3 separate regions of the Homo sapiens genome follow, and all the other regions are linked to region 3. The links are chromatin loops, found by intact Hi-C in ENCODE. Cell type or tissue: K562. All regions are shown on one strand. Region 1 overlaps PARD3B (par-3 family cell polarity regulator beta). Region 2 overlaps PARD3B (par-3 family cell polarity regulator beta). Region 3 overlaps PARD3B (par-3 family cell polarity regulator beta).

Region 1 (5,000 bases), 65 kb after region 3:
AAGGTAAATTAATAACAAAACAAGCAAAAAACAATGAGAGACAATGTATAAGACTATCTTCATAACTTTGGTGTTAGGCTTGTTTCTAAAACAGAACACAAAAAGTGATAGCCATGGGAAAAATTTTGATAAATTGGGTTATGTGCAATAAAGAACTTCTGTTCATTAAAAGACTGAAAAGAAAAGCCATAGATTCTATGAAGAAATTTTAACACATCTGTCTGACAAAGGATAGTGTACAGGATACATAAATAACTCCTAAAAGTCATAAGAGGAAAGCATCCTGCTCAATAGAAAAATAGGAAAGAACCCTAACAGGCACTTCATAAAATGGCCAGTAGATTTATATAAAGGTGTTCAACTTCATCAATCGTGACAGAAAAGCACATTAAAACCACATTGCAAATTTCAGCAACAAAATAAACAATGTAGTATTTGTTTATAACCCAACATATAAAGTAAATTTGCATGAGCCCATACTGATATAAGTGATTGTTTGAGTAAATAAAACTAGTAGTGCTTAGAGGTAAGGGTAGGAGTTGACAAATCTTTCTAGTAGAATTCCAAATAATATATATAGATAGTACTTTCACCTTGAGTATGGGATGAACTTGATGACTTACTTCCAAAGAATAGGATACTGAAAAAGAAAATGAGTGAATCCACAGTAGAGAAACCTGGCAAGCACTGTTTGAACCAAGTGATCAAGATTATTATCTCCAGGCATAATTCAGCTGATACCATGTAGTCTGAAAATGATGTGATGAGCAGGGCATTTCACCTCAATGGTATTCTTCCTCCAAATCCATACCCCCAGGCTAATCATGAGAAGAACATCAAACAAGCCCAAATTGAGGAACATTTTACAAAATACCTGACAAGTCCTCTTCACAAAGTCAAGGTCATGAACAACAAGGAAAGATTGAAAAACTGTTCCAGACCAGAAGAGACTGAGAAGACTTGATGACTAAATACAGTATGGTATCCTAAACTGGATCCTGGAACAGAAAAGGTCATTCGTGGAAAAGCTGGTGAAATCCAAAGGAAATCTGTAGCCTTGTTAATAGTAATGTATAAATGTTAAATTAGTTTTGACATACATACCATAGTTACATAAGATGTTAACATAGGGGAAACTCGATTCTTTTTATACTATCTTTGCAAGTTATAAATTAATTCAAAAGGAAAAGTTGGTTAATACAAGGCCACTATAAATTCATCAGAAATTACTAAAATGAAAGAATACCAGCTCTTGGTGAGCCTGTGAAGTAACTAAACCTCATACATTGTTGGAAAACTGTTTGAGTATCCACTGAAATTGAAACTGTACATGTCCTATGACTCTGCCATTTCAGTCCTAGGTAACCTAGGTAATTCTCAACAGAAACGAGCGTGTATATTCACTGAAAAAAAAATAGAACAGCATCCCTATTCATATCAATCTCAAATTGGAAACAACCTAAATGTCCATCTTTGGTAAAATAATAAACTGTGGTGTATGCATACAATGGAATACTTTACAACAGTGAGATTAAACTATTACAATAGCAATAGCAAGAAAAACCCTTAGAATAATTTCATAAAATAGAAGGTGTAAGGAGTTAATTCCCTCTTTCCCAGTGGGGCAATATACATCTGCCTTAAGTTGGTGGGCCAAGCATATGTGGCTATAAAAAAATTAAAATGACAATCTAAAATTCATGCATTAAGCAAATATTTATTGGACACTTAACTATCTACCAGGCACTTTTGTAGGTGCTGGGAATGTAGCAGTAAACAACAAAAAGATTAAAACTTTCTATTCTCATTTAGTTTATACACTAGTGTGAGAAGACAGTAACCATAATAAATGAGATTTTTATATAGTATGTTAGAAACTGATAAAAAGTTTTGGGAGAACACTAAAACATGGTCAGGAGAGTAGGGTGTCTGATGACAAGAACGAGGAGTCTAATGTTAAACAGGGTGGCATTTGAGGAAAACTGGAAGGGAGTTGGGGAGTGAGTAGTGCAGATTGGTTAGAGGAGAGAGGAAGGGAATTTTGAGAAAAATTCTTCATCTTTTTTAGCAGGGAGTCTATCAATGCTATTTAAAGTTCAAAAAAATCAAGACATTGTGTGTGTGTATGTACACACACACATATATATGTATATAAATCTTGGAGTTATGTAACCACCAAAAAAGTCAAAAATAGAAGTGCTACAAAAAGACAACTTCTGGTAAGTTGAGCCTGTCAGTGAAAGGGAGACTTTTATTTTTTATTTTTATATTTCCTTCCTTCTGCAAGGTTTGAATTGTTTTGAAAATCACATTTTAAATGGTCACATTAGGACACAAGTAGGCCAGGAAGGAGTGACATTATTAGGTAGAGAACCTTGAAACCACTGTAATTATATCTTGAAAAGATAAATCATTTGCACAATTTAGTGCTTATTATTGATGAGGAATTTCTTGTAAGATTGCTGTCAGCTGCTTCAAGGAGCTACTCACCCTGTTTTCTCCAACTCACAGACGACCAAGTTCTGTGGATCAGGCATGGGTGTGGCCTAGACCAGCTCAGAGCACAGCTGCAAAGTCTCCCCAGATCCTCCCCAAGTTAAGCACACAAGTACAGGGGCTTGGCCACATGCTGCAGCCACCAGTTCACACTGATTCTGATAGCTCTCTTTCTTGCCCCACTAATCCACATAACAATATGTTGTCCATATTGCTTTGCAGCATCGTGAAAGTGCTGACTCATGTTTCACACCAGTACCAACTCACTCTAACACTCACAATCTTTCAGCTCAAGCTAAAAGATTTTAATTAGGTATATGGTGACACAAAACAAGTGTTCTAATTAAATTTTTGAAATGAGTAAGGAACTGTAACATTGCCCCTAGATAATGGATAAAAGTTCAGTATTAAATAGACTGCATGTACTCACGCTTAAATTGGTATAGATGTAAAAAAGAATTAGTCATTGTATCTGATAAAAAGTAATCTATTTTATGAATTTGTAGTATACTCTGTAGAGCTTGTCTTTTTTGTCTGATTTTACTTGAGGGGAATATTTCAAATTGCATATATCTGAAAGGAGAACGAATATAATTACCTAAATCTAGAACAACTAAAAATACTTCAGCTAAAGTATACAAATAATTGGAGTGCTTTTTGTCTTGGTTTTCTCGGATTATCTGGATGATTGCCTCCATTTTCTACCTGATTTAGTGCTTTCTACCTGATTGAGTATTTTTCAGGAGGTTGTTACTGCTGTTTTCTTAGCTCGGTGACCTGAAGCATTGATTCTGTGAACTGTTGGTATAGCCAATGCAGTTTGGGTTGTCCAACTGGTAATTGGGCCTGATAATTTGCAGACATTATGTAGGAGTTTCTTTATTTGGTAGTTTCATTCTCAAAAAAATTGGTGTTATTAAGCCTTGAGTAAATATAGTTGTTAACTCTGCATTGTGGTCCTAACCAACTTATAACAACTGACATTTATGAAGGTTCCAACCGAGGCTTTAATAAACAATGCATCCAAAAATGTAAGCATGGTGGCTGTGGGGGGAGTCGGGAGAGGAAGGGGGGAGGAGAGAAGTCAGTTTAAGGAAAGTTAGAAAAAAAAGACAACATTTGATATTAAATTTAATGTATTTAGTTGAGAATTAAGAGGAAACAGTTCAGCCTGTGTGGAGGAAATCTTCATGCATTTTATTACCTGTGAAGGAGTTAAAAATATACCAACCTGCCATATTGACTATTGAAGTTAAAGGGCACTTGAAAAACACCAGGTGCAAAAAGATGACTCTGACCTTCGTTCCGTTTCTTAAAAGCAGAAGATGAAATTCCCATGTGAAAGATGCCCTCCATATACTTGCAAGACACAACATCCTTATCCTTAGGATCAGAAGTTGTAACCAAGAGAATTTAGTATAGACATTGTAAAATAACTCTTTTAAGCCTCTCCACATAACATAGTTGCATTTTCACAGCTTACTATTATTTGTCCAATTCAGTATATAAGTAACTGACTCTAACCCCTTCTTTGGGTCTTCGTTTCCTTATGAGGGCTCCTGTGCATATAAAACTTGTATTGAAGTTGTATGTCAGTACCCGTCCCCTCCTCTGTATGGACCTTCCTTGTCGCCTCTCTAAAAAGAAAAAAAAATATGCATTTCTCCTGTTCATCTGTTTTATATCTATCTAATTCTCAGATCCAGCCAAATACTAAGAGAATAGAGGTGGAGTTTTGCCTTCCCTGCATCTATAAAACATCTAAATCAAAATTATATATATATTTAATATATGATAAAATTTTCACAGTAATTTCATGGTCAAATTAGCAAAAGAATTAATAAAATATACATTTCTCTTTAAAAGGTCTCAACTTACATTATTGGACAAATACTAGTAAATTGCTGTCTGTAATAGTCAAGATTTTTCAATCTTCTCAATAGTCAGTTGAGACTAATCAAAATAGTTTTTACGTGTAGTTTGGATGTGGAAATGCTACCACTTTATCACTGAAATTGCTGGAGTTTCATATTGAAGGTGGAATGCACTTAAAATGGGGTAACACACAAGGGAAAATTTGGCAAAATGATTTCATGGAGTTTCAGATTTAGGCCAGTGATAGCCAGGGCCCTTAGGAGAAGTAGATGTTTCCCTTTTGTATTTAATATGAATAACATTAATATTAAAATAAATGTATGTGTATTCCTTTGTATTCACAAAGGAATGTTATTGGATGTGTGAGTTGTCAGTTATTCTGGGAGATGTTTAATTCAGTAGCAGGAAATGGAGCGGCCCTGGAATTTGTAGGAGGGGCTTTCTCCTCTTTGAGGAGCCAGATGTCATGGTTAGGAGGAGAAGGGCCATTTTTGCATTGCATGTGTGAGACTGGAATCCCCATTTTCACCCACTTTAGGCACTTAGATATGGGATTAATGGTGCAGATCCATCAACTAAGAGCCCTGTGTGAATACCGAGCTTAAGTCTGGCAGAAGGAATGTGAAGCA
Region 2 (5,000 bases), 110 kb after region 3:
TATGAAATCATTACAGGCTCAGTTCCCTGGTCCATTATCCCTGAAGAGATCATCCGACAGCACTCCAGGTGCCTTTTCTATGCCAAATCTTGGTGCAGTGCCCAATCAGAGAGTGTCGGGGGGATTAGAAGTTCGGTTGCATCGGAGTTAGCTCATTACCACATTTGTGATCGCTTTCACAGAGAGGAGAGGTGGTGATCCCACTGGGCAGGATTGCAGAGAAGGCTTTGTTTTCAACACCATCTGGCACATGGTTGGCACTCATTAACACAGCACAATGTCGATTAAAATAATAATTGTACGTGGCAGCAATGCTGCTTAGACAGGTCCCCACCTTTGGCCTTCCAGCAAAGGAAATTGAAGAAAGAGAAGGCTGAGGAGTTGCCTCTGGTAACTCTGGTCTCTGGGTTTGCATCTTTCTTCATGCCCACACCTTTTTTTTTTTTTTTTTTTTTGGTAAAGAAGCTACTTTTTTAAATGTATGTATTTATTTTTATTTTTAGCAGCAGTACCCCCCCACCCCCCGCCAAATCCCCCTGTTTTTTTAAACTGGGAATACCATGAGTCTGACCTTGTTCGCAGTTCCCAAGGACCCTAATTACAGAGCTCCGGCTGTAGCTGGACTCCCAATTCAATACTGCAGCCAGGAAATATTTGCTGAAAGGGGATTCTATGCAGTCATATTTCTTCTGCAACTTGAATTATATATAATTAAGAGTTTTAGGCTTTTCTCTTTTAAAGGATGCATGGATGAACTCAATCATTCAGGTGCTGAGTTAAGACTACACTGCCTTTCCTTAAAAAAACAGATGTGTATTTACTTCGGCAGCTCCAGATCTTGACTCTGGTAGCATCTACTTGATTTGCTGTTTGGGGGATAGGAGTGCAGATTTTTGAAAGAAATTGTTTGAGTTTGAATCCTGTTTCTACCATATACTAGGTGTGTGGTGAGGAGAAAATCCCTTAACTCTTGGTCTCCCTTTTCTTCACTGCTGCTATGGTGGTAATAGTCATCCCTAAGCTTTAGGATTTCTGTGAATATAAACAAACATGTAATACACTAAGAATAATGCCCAGTGCAGGGTGAGCTCTTGATATGCATTAGCTATGATCATGTATGCCTCACCATCATTTTCTTTCTTTCTTTTTTTTTTTTTTTTTTTTTTGAGATGGAGCCTCACTTCTGTCGCCCAGGCTGGAGTGCAGTGGCGCGTTCTTGGCTCTCTGCAACCTCTGCCTCCTGGGTACAAGTGATTCTCCTGCCTCAGCCTCCCAAGTAGTTGGGATTACAGGTGCACCCCCACCACACCCGGCTAATTTTTGTATTTTTAGTAGAGATGGGGTTTTGCCATGTTGGGCAAGCTGGTCTCGAACTCCACACCTCAGGTGATCCACATGCCCCAGCCTCCCAAAGTGCTGGGATTACAGGCCTCACTGTTATTTTCTGCAAGAGTTTATTCTTCCTCCAGATTGTGCCTCATACCTATTTAAATTTTTTATTCCCAAATGATAGGATTTACTAGTTGTAGTGATGTAGGTAGTGGTTATGTGGACATTTGTCCAGATATGTTGATCAACTTTTTTTGGTAGGACACTATTATTTAATTCCTTGTCATGCTAGACCAAGGTTAGAAGAAGCCAATTGATGTGGGTAATTTCCTCATAGATCTATAATACCTTCATACCATAATAATTAATGAAGCACATCATTTGTTTCCAGAGCAGATTATGCATATCTTAAACAAAAGAAATAAGTTGTATATTTCAAGCCTATAGGTAAGCACTATAACTAATGATCATGTGGTTTTCTCTGGTTGTGGAACCATAAACAGCATGCCCTCTGGCACTGTAATGATTTGTGTTCTATAATACTCAGTGTAACCATGGTTTTTATTCTGTTTGCCGTTTGGTATGTGGAAAAGCCTTCAAGAAACTGGCTTTTTGCAGGAGTGTTTACATATCATTCATGCCACCAAGAGAAGATGACCGACATTTTAGATGCAGAAGAAAGATTAAATGCATTCAGTTTAACTAGCGGCACTAAAAAGGGCTGCATCTTTGTATTGTTGCTGTTTATCTTCTTTCCAGCAGTGGAATATTGAGCTTCCCCAGGCTGTGATTCAGGTATTAATGCCGATTTTAGGTCGGGCAAGAGTGTGTTCAGTCTGCGGCACTTAGATAGCAAAGGCAAACTGCTCACGGCTATTAGTCAGGAGTTTCTGTATGCCAGTGATTGCATGCTTGTGACTCATAATCAGGGTGATTCACAGCAACCGTTAGATGGGCTTGCTGTGGCTGTGTTTTTCGTTTGGACTGCTGTCATTGCCAAAAGTGTCAGCCTTTCTCCTACAGATCTGACCGTGTGACACATGCACAGTGCCCTTTGGTTGTGCTGAATGGCTCACCACTAACATCATGGCTAAGTTTTATTATCTTGGAGGAATTGTCTCTCACAGTGAGTCCCAATTAGACAAATGAATTTTGTGTTGTTTTCTTTCTGAAGTGTTACTCTGGGATTGTTGACAGAATTTGTGCCACAGTGTTCTCTTGGGCAGTCTGAATTCCAGATTCTCTATCTTGGTTTAACTATGCTCTCACTTGAGAATCAGCAAGGAGATGTCATGTTATCTGTTTTTCTGTATACGTGGAGCTGTATCGGTGGTCTGGGTTCCTGCTGAGCAGATACATAAATAACCACACGTCTCTCTGGGTTTAATACCAGCCCGGTTCTGACATCCAAGGCTGACTCCTATTCCATGTTTTGCCCCAACCACCGAACACGATGCTCTGACCCCTCAACACACAGATGCCTTGTACCTGACCTAATAAGTTGAGTCAGCAACCTGTATTTCTGATTTGTCCATTAATTCTGTGTGTCCTGGTTGAGACCCACTTGCATTTCTGCATGCTTGCTTAACCTACGCCTGTCACAACTACCTCTGTTCCTTTTTGAACTTAACAAACATTTATACAGCCCGCGGTACGCTAGGGTCTGAGCATACAACTGGGAAAAGATAGATAGGATCTCTGTTCTCATGAAACTTCCCTTCTGGCTCTTAGAAGTTATACATGTAAACAAATGCACAAGAGTCTCTCTGATGGTAACAATGCAATGAAGAAAATGAAACAGGATAAAGGAATAGAGAGCAAGTAACTATGACAGGGCTATTCTGAGAGTAGAGGGAAAGGTGGGAGAACATTCTACGCAGAGGGACCAGCTAGTACAAAGGCACTAGGGCAGTCTGGGTGAATTTGGAAAGATAGAGAGCCAAGGAGGCCAGGGTGGCTGCAGTGTAGTGGGTGGGCAGAGAAGAGCCAGATGAGACAGAGTCAAGCCTGATATAGACAGTCTTTTTTCTATTTTATTTTAAAATATTTAATTTACAAATAAAAATTGTATAAATTATACATGTACAGGGTGATGATTTGATCTGTGCATGCATTGTGTACTTATTACCACAATCAAATCAACACATTCATCATCATCCTTAGTTACCATTTGTGCATGTGTCTATATGGTGAGGGCACTTAAAAATCTTCTGTCATCAAATTTCAGGTAAACAACACAGTATTATTAACTATATTTAATGCTGTACATGAGATCCCCAGAATTTATCCATCTTGTAACTGAAGGTTTATACCCTTTGACCAACTTCTCAACACTTCCTCCAACCCTTCATCCATGGCACCCATGATTCTACTGTCTGCTTCTATGATTTAAACTGTTTTAGATTCTGCATATGATTGAGATGAGATACTCTTTGTCTTTTGGTGTCTGGCTTATTTCGCTTAGCATAATGTCCTCCAAGTTTATCCATGATGTTGCAAATTGCAAAATGTTCTTCTTCTTATGGCTGAACGATATTCTCTTGTTTAGACACACCACATTTTCTTTATTAATTCATCAGTGGACACCGAGGTTGTTATTGTAGGTGTTATTTACACCTATCTTAGTTATTGAAGTAACGCTGTAATGAACATGAGGGTGTAGATACCTCTTTGAGATATTGATTTAAATTCCTTTGGATATATGACCAAAGGTGCAATTCCTTTGGATATATGGCTGGACCATAGGGTACTTATTAATTTACACATTTTTAATTTTTTAAGGAACCTCCATACTGTTCTCTATAATGACTGCACCAATTTCCATTCCCATCGTGCACAAGGCTTCCCTTTTCTCCACAGCCTTTCCAATAGCCAGCTGCTATCTCATCTTTCTGATAATAGCCATCCTAACAGGTATGAGGTGATATCTCATTGTGGTTTTGATTTGCATTTCTCTGATGATTAGTGATGTTGTGCACCTTTTTATATATCTGTTGGCCATTTGTATGTATTCTTTGAAAAAAATGTCTATTCATGTCCTTTGCCCATTATTAAATCTGGTTATTTGTTTTTTGATATTGAGCTGCTTGAATTTATAATATTTTTGGAGACTAATCCCTCATCAAATATACAGTTTGCAAATAATTTTTCCCAATTCATAGGTTGCCTTTTCATTTTGTGGATTTTTTTTTCCTTTGCTGTGCAGAAGCTTTTTAGTTTGGTGTAGTCCTGCTTGTTTGCCTTTGCTTTTGTTGCCTGTGCTTTTAGTGTCATATCCAAATATCATTGCCAAGATCAATGTAAAGGAGCTTTTTCACTGTGCTTTTTCCTAGGAATTTTACATTTTCAGATGTTACATTTAAGTCGTTAGTCTTTTTTGAGTTAATTTTTGTATATGAGGTAAGATAAGGGCCTAATTTCATTATATTGCATGTGTATATTTGGTTCACACAGCATCATTTATTGAAGAGACTATCCTTTCCCCATTTTGCATTCTTGGCACTCTTGTCAAAGATTAGTTGACCATATATGCACAGGTTTATTTTTGTGCTCTCTGTTCTGTTCCATTGGTCAATGTGTCTTGTTTTTATGCCAATACCATACTGTTTTATTACTGTGGCTATGTACTTTTGTAATACAGTTTAAAATCAGGGTATGATGCCTCCAGCTTT
Region 3 (5,000 bases):
CAGTGAGGGGGAAAGAGAGAAAGAATGGAAGGAGGGAAGAAAATAAGTAAATCTGCTGATGGAAATTGGGATGTGTGACTGGAAGGGCAGAAATGAAAGCAATCTCCAATGAAGGGAGTAGAGGAGCTGTTTCCTGTGAAAAACAGGTGAGTGATGTATCATGTAGGAATTGTTCGAAAACCAGTAAGAAACCTCCTGTGGACCCCAGCCCTCAATCCAGCCTGAAGAGTAGGAAACATGTCCTGGTGGTGAAGAGGTTAGGAGCAGCTGTACAGAGAGAGGGAAAGAAAAGAAATAAAGGGAGGTTTGAGGGCAGACAGTGGGGCAGGGAATGAATTTCCAGCAGGACTGTGGAGTGGCCCACGCGGTGGTGCCTGGAGCAGGGGACCACATGTGCTCAGGTAGAGAAGCCTCCAAGCTCCAGATCCCCAGCTGCCCAGATGCTCGTGGCCCTGCCCACAGCCAAGGAGGTCTGTGAAGGGAGTCATTGGGCTGGGTTTTAATCCTCAGAACGCGAGCCAGATGCTTAACCAGAGAGATTCCCACCTTCGCACCCCACTTTCCTCACCTATTTAGGACTTCCTGGTGGATCGGCGGGGAGGAGGACAGAGAAAATTGTTCCGCTGTTAATCTGCACCCTTACTGTACCTCTAAGAGGATGGTCTGGGGAAACACTTGTCACATCTGGAAAACATTTCCTTAATGGAAAGAGAGAACATTGTTAGCTATTCATGTGTGAACATACAGCTTTTTACCTCCCTTCTCTGAGCCATTTTTTTCCTCCATGTTAAATTATAGCACTTTCTTCTTGTCAAAGGGCCTGCGCTATACTTAATAAACTATCTAATTAATAAAATTTAATTTTAATTTTAGAAAAGTCCCCTCCCTAGAGAAGCCTTCTCCCAAAATGAAGCTGTATTTCATTTTAAATTTATGATTAATTTTCATTATTCCTTTGGTAATAATTCTAATGCTGAAATTTGTTATGCATCGTTTAAGGAGATTTTTGAATTAAAGATATTTGAATAGTCATTATTTTGCCATATAAATTTAGTTTTATGTATATATACTAAAATATATAACATTTTCAGAGTTATATGTGACAAAATACCTCTAAAATTTAGTTGTTAAGTATATTAAAACTACTTTCACCATGGAAAAAACCTACAAGTAAACATAAAGATATTTTAGTGAGCTTAACTTTCTCAGAAATCACAAGTTCTGAGTCACATATCTGAAACGATGCTAACAATATTTAGGGCTTCCACAAAACTCCATCTTGAGAGATTTTTGTCAAGTCTTTGGCTAATTAATACTCGAGGCACCCTGTTCACTAGGTTTTTCTGTGGTTTCATTGTCACTGATGCATATTAATGACATCAGACAAATAAAGTGTCTTTCGTAATTGCTTGTCTCAAAGCATTGTAAAAATCAAATATGGAATAATTAAAAATTCATTTACGGTTTGTGGCTGTGAATTTGACTGCTGGAAGGTTGAGTCGAAGGCCCATGAGTGTCCTTGATAAGTCTGTACAGTTGATTCCCAGTCCAGTAGCTGCCCCAGTCATATTATATAGATGGCTTCAGTCAAGGGAGAGTGGGATGTTTTGAAATACAGCGTGATAACTGTGCATGTTAGCACAAATAGCCATTGAAAAGAACTGTTAGAATAACTGTTGACAGGAAAGACGGTTGGCTGTTTATTTTCCAAGATAAAAAATTAGGGTCAGGTGGTATTATCTATGTACTTTTCATTATTCATGCAAAACCAAACACCTTCAGCAGTAAGAATATTTTGTTTGTGAAACAGAAAACATTATTTCACTGACTGGGCCACTTTTGTTAAAAATATCTAATAGATACATGGTTGTTTTGAACTTTATAGGTCAATTTTAGATTTAATTACCTATTAAATTCCCAATCATGTATAGCATTTTGTGTTGTATTAACAAAATAGTAGATTCTCTGAAATTGTTTAATGTTTTAAAATTGTCTTGGTTAACTCAAGAATGGATAAAGTAATATAAGAACAGTCCAATTTATATGGTAGCATATTGAATTTTAAATTCTATAGAGATTTATTAAAATTTACATTTTTTACATGAGTGCAATTACATTTTAAGTGATAAATAATCCAGAAGAGTGTATTTTATAAGGAAAATAAATGAGAAAATATTTTCATTGTCTAAAGATGTAGTTTTTTTTTATGATAAAAAAGATTCACTGTAGGGAAACTGTAATTAGAACTAATTTATCCATTTGTTCATGGAGTTCCCTTAATGAGCAAGAATGCCACATACTCTTAATTATCTGTAAATTTTGACCATTTACATAAATAATCCTTTTTAAATATGAGTAGGACTTATGATACTAAGCCACTCTTGAGCTTTTACAATATGAATTAAATTTCAGATTCTTCATTTGTCTGACATGTGTTTATTGAGTACCAGTAAACTTTAAAGTATTTTTCTAGATACAGTGGATGCATAGAACAATGAATGAAATGGATAAAAATCCCTGTTCTCTTGGTTTTAACATTTTAGTGAAGGCAGCCCACCTTAAAAACAAGGAAATATGTAAATATGTAGTGTAAATATATAGCATGTTGCATAGGGTCATAAGTGATATAAAGAAATATGGAGTAGAGAGGGAAGTTAGAGCCAGAGGAGGACAATTTAAAATAATCATCAGGGAAGATTCTAAGAAGACCATAGTCAAAGCCTGGGAGCTAATGAGGAGTTGGTGGGTGGGTGGATCAGATAGGGCCTTGTAGGCTATTCTAAGAAATTTGGCTTTCATTCTCTAGTAGAAGCAGCTATGGAAGGATCTGTAGCTGAGGAATGACAAGGTCTTGTGGCACTGGGAGGTTGTGCAGGGTAGAAGCTAGGAGCCAGTGAAGAAACGTTAGATGTAATTGAGGGAAAACAGAATAGTGGCTTCTATTTTGGGTATTCAGGATGGATTGATTTATTTCATGTGAGGAGTGAGAGGACCAGAACTAACAATAGGACCAATTTTTTTATCCTGGGCAACTAGAGGTATGAGTTGATTTGCTGAGCTGGGGAATTCTATGGGAGTTGCAGGTTTGGTGAATGCTATCAGGAGTTTCGTTTGGGACATCTTGAGAATGAGTCTAAAATTTGAAATAGAGATCTGGACTGAGATGTAAATTTGGGAGTTCCATTTCTTTGTAATTTAGGAATAGAATACTAATGTTTTATAATTTTTATTTCTAATTTGGATCAGAAGAGTTTTAACTGACAGTGTAGCCAACGACAAGTATTTTCCTTTTATTCAGAGCATTTCATTTGTTGTTCAAATAAAAACTAATTGTTTTAGGATCTGAAAGGCTATTGGGGTTATTGTTATAAATTATTTCTGGCTACTGATTAATACAAAGTATTATTTTTCTTTAATTGTAAACTGACAATAGTAATAGTAAAAGTGATTGTATTTTTATTTTAATCTGATTAAATATTAGAATTTGCAGTTTGGAATAGTGACAGGTTTTTTCTTAGATTAGTTCACAAAAGCTTGCATTATTGGTTATAGTAATTAAAGTTTACAAAATTAAGAAAAGCTTTAGAGTACTTTGTAGCCTGATATATTCTTATTAAGTTTTGATGGGCATTCTGACATGAGGAGACAGTTTTTATGGAATGAAGTTAAACCAAGAAGAGATAAATGCTTACTTAAATTTGCAGAAGAAAATGTAAAATATATACCTTCAAATTTCTCCTTTGAGGACATTCTTAATGTAAGATGAAAGCTGTTGGATTTTAAACATTACAAACAGGCAACTTGTTTTTTCCACATTATAATGCTTGATAGTGTTCTTTCCTAAGGGAGAAATTTCTTTGCTAGACTTGCTTTGAAACTTCACATTGAAAATGCTTTTTTTGGCCGGGCGCAGTGGCTCACGCCTGTAATCCCAGCACTTTGGGAGGCCGAGGCGGGCGGATCACGAGGTCAGGAGATCGAGACCATCCCGGCTAAAACGGTGAAACCCCGTCTCTACTAAAAATACAAAAAATTAACCGGGCGTAGTGGCGGGCGCCTGTAGTCCCAGCTACTTGGGAGGCTGAGGCAGGAGAATGGCGTGAACCCGGGAGGCGGAGCTTGCAGTGAGCCGAGATCCCGCCACTGCACTCCAGCCTGGGCGACAGAGCGAGACTCCGTCTCAAAAAAAAAAAAAAAAAAGAAAATGCTTTTTTTACTTGCTTTTTGCTGAGGTGTAAAATTTGCAAAGGTTATAGAAAAATAATAGTTTTAAGATACTCGATGTGCAGTTTGTTCTTTTTGAGGGATTTGGTGATTTTTCTGTTTCCAGTTGATGTGGTTATTTGTCCCAGTCTGAGTAATGTTTAGCCATTGCCCATGTTCTATCTAGTCCCAAGTACTTGATAGTTCGTCTGTGTTTCTGGTGATTTTTTTTTTTTCTGGCTCTGTGATCCTTGTGAATCACCATCCTTGGTCCCATTATACCCAGTCTTCATTTAAAACTAACACTCAATACATCTTCACCCCACCCTGACTTTTTTCCACATTTTATGAAAAATTTTAAATATATAGAAAAGTTGAAATAAGTATGCAGTGAAGACCCATCTACTTAACACCTAGATTTGGCAAATAACATTGAACTTTATTTGCTTTATTAAGTATCTATTTCTCTGTTTCTGTAACCATCTTTCAAGGCGTCTTATTTTTTTATGCATTTCCAAGTAATTGCAGACATCCATACACTTCCCTCCTAAGTACTTTAGCATGCATATCATTAGCAAGAGTTTCATATTATTTAAAGATCTTTATAAAGTAAAATTTACATATGATGAAATGCACAAATCTCAAGAACTTTTGATGAGTTTTGACAATGTATGTATCTGTGTCATGTAAACTCCTATCAAGATATGAAACACTGCAACCACTTCCGAAAATCACCTTTTCCCAGTCAATCCCTGACCCTCAAACCTCCCAACAGCAACCACTGTTTTGATTGTTTT

The links. Hi-C counts contacts between places; a loop is a spot of excess contacts. Peaks named below come from ENCODE experiments on the same cell type or tissue, not always from the same donor. Only the 100,000 strongest peaks of a DNase experiment are listed, where the experiment ranks them.
Region 1: a loop joins it to region 3, with 2.1 times the contacts of the local background. A loop is called at or near these places in 1 of 110 quality-filtered maps.
Region 2: it touches region 3 in a loop (2.4-fold over the local background); 1 of 110 quality-filtered maps calls a loop at or near these places.

Annotation. Positions count from the first base shown.
Region 1 is chr2:204,979,856-204,984,855 of GRCh38, forward strand. The region is part of intron 3 of PARD3B (par-3 family cell polarity regulator beta); the gene reads left to right. Among named protein-coding and RNA genes, the nearest start is that of PARD3B, 440 kb to the left of the region's middle. In K562, no CTCF peak of the experiment used is centred here; a DNase peak (open chromatin) is centred at 2,636.
Region 2 is chr2:205,023,019-205,028,018 of GRCh38, forward strand. The region is part of intron 3 of PARD3B (par-3 family cell polarity regulator beta); the gene reads left to right. Among named protein-coding and RNA genes, the nearest start is that of PARD3B, 480 kb to the left of the region's middle. In K562, no CTCF peak of the experiment used is centred here; a DNase peak (open chromatin) is centred at 2,223.
Region 3 is chr2:204,914,448-204,919,447 of GRCh38, forward strand. The region is part of intron 2 of PARD3B (par-3 family cell polarity regulator beta); the gene reads left to right. Among named protein-coding and RNA genes, the nearest start is that of PARD3B, 370 kb to the left of the region's middle. In K562, no CTCF peak of the experiment used is centred here; a DNase peak (open chromatin) is centred at 2,784; H3K4me3 peaks cover 235 bases.